3 separate regions of the Mus musculus genome follow, and all the other regions are linked to region 1. The links are chromatin contacts, found by Hi-C or POLR2A ChIA-PET in ENCODE. All regions are on one chromosome and are shown on one strand. The core of a region is the stretch at or near the end of the contact, and the rest is flanking DNA. Distances in the headings are between cores, read along the strand shown. Region 1 holds the start of Cd164 (CD164 antigen). Region 2 holds the start of 5730435O14Rik (RIKEN cDNA 5730435O14 gene). Region 3 holds the start of Mical1 (microtubule associated monooxygenase, calponin and LIM domain containing 1).

Region 1 (3,178 bases), core at 507-3,006:
CACTGTCATATATGTGCCCGACAGCAATCCAAACCTGTGGGTCCTGACCCCTCTGGGGGTGTGGGTGAGTGGAACAGCCCTTTCACAGGGGCCTGCTAAGACCATCTGCCTATCATATTTACATTAGGATTCAAAACAAGCAACACAATTAGTTACAAAGTGGCAACAAAACAACTGTATGGTTGGGGCTTCGGGAACACTAAACCAAACAATCCAGAAATTAGAATTTAGCAGGCCAGAATGGAGCTAAGTTCCTTTCTTTTCTAGAAACTAGTCGCCTGCACCATTCTCCTTTGCTGAAGCCCTGGATCTCAACACGTATTTACTGCAAACAGGACACGAAGAACCATTCATAAAGTACTCGTTCTTAAGACACGCTGTTCACAACAGTGTAGCCTGATAATGGATGCAGCCTTCGGAATGCTGCAGCTAACCCCGTAATTGCCAGAAAACACAAGTTATCTCCTCTGTGGGCATTTCAATTATACAAGGCAATTAACTTGTATTTCCAGGCTTCTCTTAAAACAATATGAAGAACCCACACATTACAAGTCTGGGAGGAAATTGTCAAGTAGGTAGGAGTCAAACAATATTTTACTTTATCACTTTAACCGTGATAGAGATTCCCAGAACTGTTCTGTAATTTACTTTGTTCATTTAAAAATATCTGTTACCCTAGCATCCTTCTAACAAAAAATCGGGAACTACTTAGTTTTATTCATATTAAAAAAAAAAAAAAAAAAAAAAAACCAAAACCCTAGAGAAGGCACTAGGACAAGTCAATCTTTAGGTTGAGAAGCGCAGTTACTAGATTAAGAGCAATAACCAACTTAAAGCACGTCGTGTTTTCACCTCATTACTTCAAATTTACCTTCTGTCTCATTTGCGTCGTCACGGCCTATGCCAATTTGTACAAGCCTTAACGAACCCTAGAGTTGAACAAAAGGCGTGTTCCTTGATCGGATTTCAGAAAAACGGACAGACTGAATTTCAACCTAACTCCACAGCCTTAAAACACAGGCCCCCGGGAGATCACATCTTGCTCTTTATATGTCCCTAGGTTTCACTTCTCATCATCCGCCACAAGCCTCGTTCTTCCCTTACCACTCAAATCTCAGATACAGCCAACACCGCTCAGCTAAGTCAACGTGAAGTTACAGGAGGCTCGCTGGTGGGAGGGGGCAAAGGGACACCCAACTCATCTCTAAATGTCCCCCACCTATCCCGAACTCCTTCATTAGAAACTTCCGGAGAAGTTTCGAGGGGAGGACAAGAGTCTGTCCCACGAGCCCAAAGTTTGCGCACCCCGCCGACCGCGGGGCGCGTCGCCTCGTCCAATTACTCCTAACTGCCACCGCGGAAGCAAGCCACGTCGCCGTCCCGAGCTGCGGCGCGGAGTTACCAGGCGCTTGGGGGGATGGCGCCTCTGAGGGCAACGCTCGCGGCCTAGCTCGCCTGTCGCCTTCGCCCCCCACCCCGTCGGGCCGCCGTCCTCCGGCCGGGCGGCCATGTTGCGCGAGTCCCCACCGGCTCGGCGCGTGCGGCGGGCGCCCACCTGGTAGCACGGTGGGCATTTGCGTCGTCGGGACCACTTTGGTGGTCGTGGTCGGCACCTCGGTCACGTTGGGAGCCAGGGTGGTGATGTTGGGCTGCGCGGCCGAGACGCAGAGCACGGCGAGGCAGGTGGCGGCCCAGAGCAGTCGGCGGGAGGAGCCCGACATTGTGTCTTCAGCCCAGGCGTCCGGGAGAAAAGCTGCGGCAAAGCAGGCTCCGTCTAGCACTGCGTCCCTGCGGCGCCGCCCCCCGAGAAGCCCGCCCCGCGGGAGCGCGCGCCGGTCACGTGAGCAGCCCGGCGGGGCGGGGCGGAACGGGCGAGACCACTAGGAAGCCGGCCGGAGGGAGAGAAGCGGCCGCGGAGACCTCTAGGGCAGCAGTCCGTGCGTCGCAAGCCGTCCTTCTTGTCCTGGGAGGATCACGCGCGGCACAATGGAGCTTTCCTCACATCTGCACCACGGATGATCTCCCCCCGCCCTGGCAAGGATGGAACTGCCCACGTGACGTAGCGAGGGGCGTCCACCTGCGCCGCCTGGGAGGCGGGCCGCGAGGTGTCACGTGACCCCTCGGTAGCGCGCTGCGGGTAAGAAGCCCGGAGGCTCTGAGACCGCTGAGCTTGAGTTCTGCTGACCGCGCTCGCCTAGGGCTCTGTAGGAGCCGCCTTTTCTTCCGTGAAGCTTGATTTATTTTTAAGTGTGAATTTTTGTTTTTGAGAGTTCGGGGACTCAGTAATGACGGAACCACGGGATCCAAGAGTTTGCCGGGCCACTGGTTCAGTGCCCGTAGCTGTGGGTGGGACCGAAAGTGATCTGTCCCGGACGCTTCCTTGTCGTAACCGCCACCGGTGCCCTTGCCTCACCTGCTTCTTCCGAGTCACTCAGAGATCCGCAGTAGGGATCGATCTGTCCCAGCCCCAATCACTGTGGTCAGAGAGGAAGACGGCTAGGGATGAAAAGCCTTCGTGCCTCTTCCTATCCCCACATCACGAGCGACGAAGTATGAGACTTGGGGAAAGTGACCTGACCCTGACACTAGGATAGCATAGTGGCAGAACAGGCATTTTCAGTGCCTGTTGGCGGACTCTGGCTCTCTTTAGTCGTGAGCGCCATCTGATGCCGGGTCTCACAAAATAATCAACGCTTGACATGCTTATAGTAGGTGGTTTTGGTTTTTTTTTTTTTTTTAAATGAGACTTGAAAATGATAGGTAGAGCTAGGAATGTAGTTCATTTGGTAGAACGATTGTCCCTCATGCAAGAGTCCCTGGGTTTTGCACTATGCTGTCTTGATTGTTTAGCGTTTGCCATATTTTATGTTACAATTTTAATGTCATAATTTTAATTATGCATGTGACCCTAATAACAAGAATATCAGATGTTTCGGTGGTGTCTGTTTCGCTGTAGTATGCATTTTAAAAAATGACTCTAAAAGCATTTTTACAACTTTAGCGAAAGATTGAAAGCCCTTATTTCTGCCAGTAATGAATTTAATGTGGTTCCTTTGTGGGTGTACTCTGTAAAATAAATATGAGCCAGTGGGTTGTGACTGACCAAATCAATGGTCTTAGCATTAAGGTGCAGTCAAATAGTCATCATAAGAGCTTTAGAGAAGCTGCTGTTCTCTCA
Region 2 (3,178 bases), core at 205-2,704, 49 kb before region 1:
TTTGTTTTTGGTTTTGCGAGACAGGGTTTCTCTGTGTAGCCCTGGCTGTCCTGGAACTCATGCTGTAGACCAGGCTGGCCTTGAACTCAGAAACCCGCCTGCCTCTGCCTCCCAAGTGCTGGGATTAAAGGCCTGCACCACCACTGCCCAGCGTAGGAAATATTTTTGAAGTGTACAGTTTGAGGGGGAAAAGCTAGTAACAGGCTAACAGCATCAAAGAGTAGCATTTCATTCCCCCCCCCACATTTCCTCCACAGCAGAAGTAGCACCAATAATTTTACATTTGTGTATATCAGAAAAGCTATCTGAGCTCTTTACCACCCTAAAATGTAGTGTTTAACAGTATTTACCCTTGGCAGGAAGCAGTTGCTAAAATTGAAAGAATTCATTTTGAATGACTCTTATGTCTGAGAAGGCGGCATGAGGGAGCACACATTCATGCTTGGACACCAGGCTCAGGGTCATTCATTAATAAGTGCTTGACAGACAAATCATCTCCATGCAACTATTACAATAAAAAAAAAAAAAAGAAGAAAATCTGTCCTGCTAGGCACAGTGGTACACACTTGTAATCCTAGCACTCGGGAGGCTCAGGCAGGTAGACTAAAAGTTCCAGGCCAGGGGGCCAGTAAGATGGATCAGTGAGTAAAGGTGCTTGCAGCCAAGTGTGGGTGACCTGAGTTCCATCTGTGGGTCCCATGGTGAAAGTGGACAACCAACTCATGAACATTGTTCCATCAAACCCACACACAAACACCATGGCATGCTCACATGCATATGCAAACACAGACACACACACACACACAGACACACACAGACACACACAGACACACACAGACACACACACACACACACACACACACGCAATGAAAAGGGAGGAAAATGAGTTCCACCCCAGGGAGCAGTGAGATGGCTGAGTAAGTAAAGGGGCTTGCTGCCAAGATTGGTGACCTGAGTTTGATCCCCAGAACCCACACAGTGGAAGGAGAAAACAGACTCCAGCAGGTTGCCCTCTGACCTCCACGTACAAACTTACACACATTCGTCAGTTAGTTAGAGGAAAGGAGACAAGAACTCCAAACTAGCCTGGACTACACAGAAAGAAAGACTGTATTTCTTTTCTTTTTTTTTTTTTTTAAGTTAGTAAATAAATAAATGAAATTTAAAACTTAAAAAAAAATCTGTTTTGGAAAAATGTGCTCAATTTTGGGTGGATATTGTTTTCTTCAGGTTTACATTTTTCTTAAGTTTTTGGAAATGTTCCCATAATTTTTACATTAAACATTTTAACCCTTAGTTATGAGGTAGAGGATTCTCAAGTGTGGTTGGAGATCCGTTTCCCCCAGATACAGATGTAGTCATATACTTACTCGGTGTTCATTTACACTGAAGCATCACTGTGTGTGCTGATGAGAGGCCCCATCTCCCAGGGGCAGGGGCCTTAAATCAAAACCCACTGTGCCTTGCTTTAAAGATTGGAGATGGCTCAGGAATGAAGAGTGCTTGCTGCTCTCGCAGCAGTCCCCAACACTGGGCGGCTTACAAATATGTTTGCTTTCAGTGGTGTACATGAACCCGTGCCGGCATACACACATAAATAAAAATAGTATGCACAAATAAAAATAGTGTATTAATCCTCAAAAACAAAAAAGAAAGGCCATTCTGCCACACGGTGCCACACAATGAGCCATGATGCAGAGTAAAACGAGTGTAAGGATCCTGAATTTGATATTTCTCAGGTTCCCTGAAGACTCTCAGAGAAAAAAGGTGGGATGGTGGTTTCCATGGGTGGGGACAGAAAGGGCAAATTAGTATTCAGTGGGTACTGGTTTTATTTTGTGAGATGGAAAGAGATTTGTCATGTGGTCATGATGCTGCCACTGTTCTGTATTTGATGACAGTTAAAAGAATAAGTTTTGTGATGTGTGTGTGTAAGTGTGTGTGTGTATATATACACACATATATACATCTGTATGTATGTATGAATTCCTGCTCATATATATATGTGTGTGTGTGTGTGTGTGTGTGTGAGCATTATATATATATATATATATATATATATATATAAAAGCACCATACACACACACACACACACACACACACACACACACACACACACACACACACGAGCTGCACACTGTTGCTCAGCCCATCGCTGAGGATAAGGATCTTTGATTTTTGGCAGGGCACGGAATGTTGTTTTCACTTTGAGGTCACCAACTCTACCATCCTCCTGCTTCTATTTCCCAGCTGCTAGGTCATAGGCGTGTGTCACCACACCCAGCTAAGGATAACATCTTGTAGGAAGGAAAGTAGGATTTGCAGGCGGGGCAAATCTCTATCAGGTGTATCTGCAGCTCAGGAAGTGCTTGGAGACCTTGGAGACGCCAGCCTCTGCTCACCTGTTGTCTGCTCACGCATGTTGTCTGCTCACACATGTTGTCCTCGGACACTGTACTGTCCCACCATCTGTCTTCTTGGTCAGTTTGGGCCATTCTTTAGCCTCTTGATGCTCTGAGCTCTAAGCATCCTTGTTTAAGTCATTAGTAGCTGTGAAGTCAGGACAAATCCCAAGTCCCCAAGCTGCCACACTAGACCTCCCAGGCTGTGCAGCTGCCAAAGACATGGGCCTGGAGCACGCAGTTATTCTGCCACACAGCCATGCTCTTCCAGCATGCTCTTCCGGTTCTCGAGCATCCTGCTGCTCTATTTCCTGAGAAAATCAGGTCAACCTGGCAGTCTTTCTTTAAAAACTCATGTCGTTGTCCAGTCTTTTCCCAGTTTCTAGTAAACCAGTCTCCATCCACCACTGGTGCTAATATTTTTTTCCCTTGAGACAGAGATGGAGTCTATTAAAAAGAAAGCTAAAAAAAAAATACATGTATCTATTTATGAGTAGAGGGCACATGAAGGCCTGATAGAGGTGTTGTTGGGGCCACATCTTGAAACACAAGAGGAGCTGGCAACATGAAGACAGGCAGGGGAAGGCACAGCAGAGCGTGAGTAGAGAGTGGGGGTGGGGAGGGAGCATGTAGGAGCAGGGCATAGAGCTAGGAGCTGAGTGTCCCTGTGTGCAACTCTTGGGTGTCAGTCTCAGAGTAAATAGGCGCTCACCAACAAAATTGGTGTTTTAGAAACCTCCAAAATACTTTGTGCCTGATACAAAACAAATGGTGTC
Region 3 (3,178 bases), core at 465-2,964, 43 kb after region 1:
TGGGAGAAAACCCAGTGTCTGTGGGAAAAAAAAGAGAAGGCAAGATTGGAGGGAGGGAAAAGAAAGGGGGAGGAGCCAGCAGCGCAGGCCGTTGTCACAAGGGAGCTCAGGGTCCACCTCTGATTGGTTCTGCTTCCAGTCCACTCCCAGGCCATGATCCACACCCCCGACCCCTTCTGAGACAGCAGCTATCTCTTATAAAGTGAAATTCGCCAAATTTAGAAATGAAAACACAGTAGTCCTGGGCACAAGGATGCTAAGGGAGCCTCCTGTCGACCAGTGTCATGGCAGCTTTCATATGCGATCTCCGAGGCCCAGGGGACAAGAAATTGTAGTGGGCGTTCCCTAGGACCTGTAAGTAGGACACGGGGGAGTTTCTCAGCGGGCTGCCAGGGGTGGGGTGGGGGCGGAGGTTTCCCTTCTTGTAGACAGCAGGAACTAACACCCCAGTTCAACTGCGGCTGCCTCACAGACACACACCCATTTCTTCCTAAGTCTCTGTTCGCCAGCGCCCTTTGGCGAACTTAGTGCCACGCTGGTTGTAGGATGTGCCTCTCCCCAAAGGCAAAGTTCTTTTCCACGTGCTTGCCTCCTGACAAGGGGCAACACTGCCTGTGTAGATTCCACTTCTCAGCCACCCAAACTACCCTCACAAATAGCCTGAGAATGTTGTGACTGTTGTCTGCATGACAGACCTTCTGACTCACTGTGGTCAAAACACTTCCCCTGAGAAGAGATTGCGTCGCTGCTCCAACGGGCTGTGGGAAGGAGTGGGGTTAGCAACCCCTTCCGCAGACCCTCACATCTAATCGACCCCTAGCCTCACTCCCACGGCGTTCCTCTGTGCTCTCCCAGGAATCTCTGGAGACAAGGCCTCTCTTTGTACCCCTTTCCTTCCCTCCAGCCCACACGCAGCTTAAGGGCTCTTGGAGGGCTTTCTCACGCTGCCACCGGAAGAGATGAAGAGTATGGGGGGATGGGTTGCTCTCGGTGGGAGAGGCAACTAGGTGGTGGGGTGGGGGGGTTGTGGGCCGATCTATCATCCCCCAGCAGCCCCTTCATTGCCCGCGTAGTAGGAGGAGGCAAAGGTTGCCCTAGGGGGTCACTAGGACAAGAGTGGATAGATCTTCAGAAAGGACAGGAGTCCCTCTTGGAAGTGGGAGACTGGGGGTTGGAGCGACCTCTGCTAAAGGAAATAAAAGAGGTACCCAGACTGGAAACAAGCACAAAGGATGTGCCATTGGTGGAGCGTCTAAAGGGATGGAGAGCTGGACCTTGAGCAGCGGGGGTGAGAGCTCCCAATACTCTAGACAGCAAAATCTGCACAAAGGCGCTCATCTGGGTAGGGCCGGCAAGAGGACCCGCCAAACCAGCCAGGCGTGGCTCCCTACCCCATTTCCCCGGAAGCGCTCCCCACCCCCTTCCTTATCCTCACCCCCAGCCCAGCGAGCAGGAGGACGCACAGCAGGCATCGCTGGATTACTTACCAGCGTTTCTGGGGCTGGAAGAGCCGCTTCCTGTCGGAAGGGTGTCCCAGGCCTAGGGGCAGAGGAAGGGGTGGCGCAGGGAAAGCAAGAGATGCCTGGTGGCAGAAACCGGGGAGTTCCAAAGAGTTTGGACCGCAGCGCCAGCGCAGAGCACAGAGGAAGACTTACTCCGAACCTCCGTACTCCGCAGTCCTCCTCTGGGGACAGCCTGGGTCCCGCCCACGCCTGCCGGGTGGTGCTGTAGGGCGTGGTTCTGCCTACACCAGGGGCTGCTGGGGGCCTCCAAACGGTCTGGCCAGGCAGGGACAGGGAGAGCAGAGACTTGAGTGACCGTGCCTGAGTCCGCCCCGGTGGTACCCACGCTGTAGGCCACTTCCAAGAGCTGGCCGAGCGGGCGCAGGCCTCCGGCAAGAAGTTTATTGAAGCTGCAAGAACCGAGAGTGGCGCCAGATGTCTGAGCTCTCTTCACCTCTCCCACCGATAAATTCACACCCCTGGCGCCACAGGCGATCCAGTTGCGGGGGTCCATCTCTCCTGGGACAGGTCGGCTGGCTCCCAGGCTCAGGCTAAAGACAAAGCTTAAAGTCCTGGTCCACATCTTTCAACCAGGTACACACACAACCAGGTGTGTGTGTGTGTGTGTGTTTTCAACTAAGAAAAACAGGATGGTAAGGGTATGTGGGAGAGGATAAAACTTCAATGTGCAGAACTAAAGTCAAGACTCAGACAATGCTAGGGAACTTTGGAATCAAATTCTTAGTATTTCCTGTTAAGAAATTGTAGCATGAAAGGAATTGTTCAAAATCAAGCAGCTTTAAAGTTAATAAAACAGCAGTTCTCATTTATTGCATGAGCATTAACAAAACCTATTTTACTGAAATGTCAATGAGGCTTCATGACTGCACATGTTCACCAGCCAGTGGCATGGATGCTATCAGCCCCAGGCCTTTCTGGATCCCAACCTACCACTGTTAAACCACGGGACTGAAATAAGGTTTGACATCATGAGGAAGTAAAATCGCTACCCCAGAAGTGCTTAACCTAGGAAAAAATGGCTACATCTCTCTTCTTGAGGTCCAGGGACCAACAAAAGCCAAGGTCCAGTGGCTATCTTTTTGGGTTTGTGTTTGAATAAATCATTTTGCATTTTGTCCAGATATACTGGGGTACCCAGTAAGTCCTGAGCTCTAAACACACACAGCTGCAGCTGATAAGAAGGCAGAGAGAGAAGCAAGAGGAAATGCCAGCCCTCTGCCAGGAGAGGCCAACAATCCAGCCAGGCCACACACTTTGGAAGCCAGGAAGCCTTTGAGCTGGGCCCACTTGTGTTCCTGAGAGTGACATCATTTTGCTTGGAACAAATTTGCAGAATGTCATACACACCCATACTTAAACACACAGTGTAAAAAATGTTCTAAAAAGCCCAGTAGAGATGGGCTTCCGGCTTTCAGGATCATGCCTCTCCCTTTTATTAGCAGATGGACTACAGCAACTTACTGTGTCTTGTTTACAAAGACCCAGGTTCCCCCAGAGACTTTCAGTTGTAGCCAAACAGGGTTGTGTGGCTCTATGAGCAACAAATTTAAAGGCTGTGAAGGCTGCCTTTTAAAAGGATCACAGAACGAGTTCCTCAGCTCTTAAAAACCTGCTGATTTCCAGCTTTCCTTGCTGCTAGTTAAAGACCCACCTTA

Evidence for each region. Hi-C counts contacts between places; a loop is a spot of excess contacts on that map. ChIA-PET counts read pairs that join two places held with the same protein, here RNA polymerase II (POLR2A).
Region 2: a map of left cerebral cortex shows a loop between it and region 1 (2.6-fold over the local background). The contact joins the promoter of 5730435O14Rik here to the promoter of Cd164 in region 1. A Hi-C loop is called at or near these places in 4 of 37 maps with a recorded cell type or tissue (Patski, gastrocnemius and left cerebral cortex). POLR2A ChIA-PET finds 5 or more read pairs at or near these places in 4 of 5 experiments (Patski and embryonic stem cell).
Region 3: a map of T-helper 17 cell shows a loop between it and region 1 (1.8-fold over the local background). The contact joins the promoter of Mical1 here to the promoter of Cd164 in region 1. A Hi-C loop is called at or near these places in 2 of 37 maps with a recorded cell type or tissue (T-helper 17 cell and heart). POLR2A ChIA-PET finds 5 or more read pairs at or near these places in 4 of 5 experiments (Patski and embryonic stem cell).

The regions. Positions count from the first base shown.
Region 1 is chr10:41,518,078-41,521,255 of GRCm38, reverse strand. Cd164 (CD164 antigen) reads right to left here and starts at 1,756. Exons shown (of 6, transcript NM_016898.2): 1 at 1,556-1,756. The coding sequence starts at 1,721.
Region 2 is chr10:41,566,292-41,569,469 of GRCm38, reverse strand. 5730435O14Rik (RIKEN cDNA 5730435O14 gene) reads right to left here and starts at 1,454. Exons shown (of 4, transcript NR_045341.1): 1 at 1,371-1,454. The region is part of intron 37 of Ccdc162 (coiled-coil domain containing 162); the gene reads left to right.
Region 3 is chr10:41,474,850-41,478,027 of GRCm38, reverse strand. Mical1 (microtubule associated monooxygenase, calponin and LIM domain containing 1) reads right to left here and starts at 1,714. Exons shown (of 24, transcript NM_138315.2): 1 at 1,488-1,714; 2 at 1-18. It overlaps Gm51797 (a long non-coding RNA gene), which reads left to right. Exons shown (of 2, transcript XR_003948996.1): 1 at 1-354.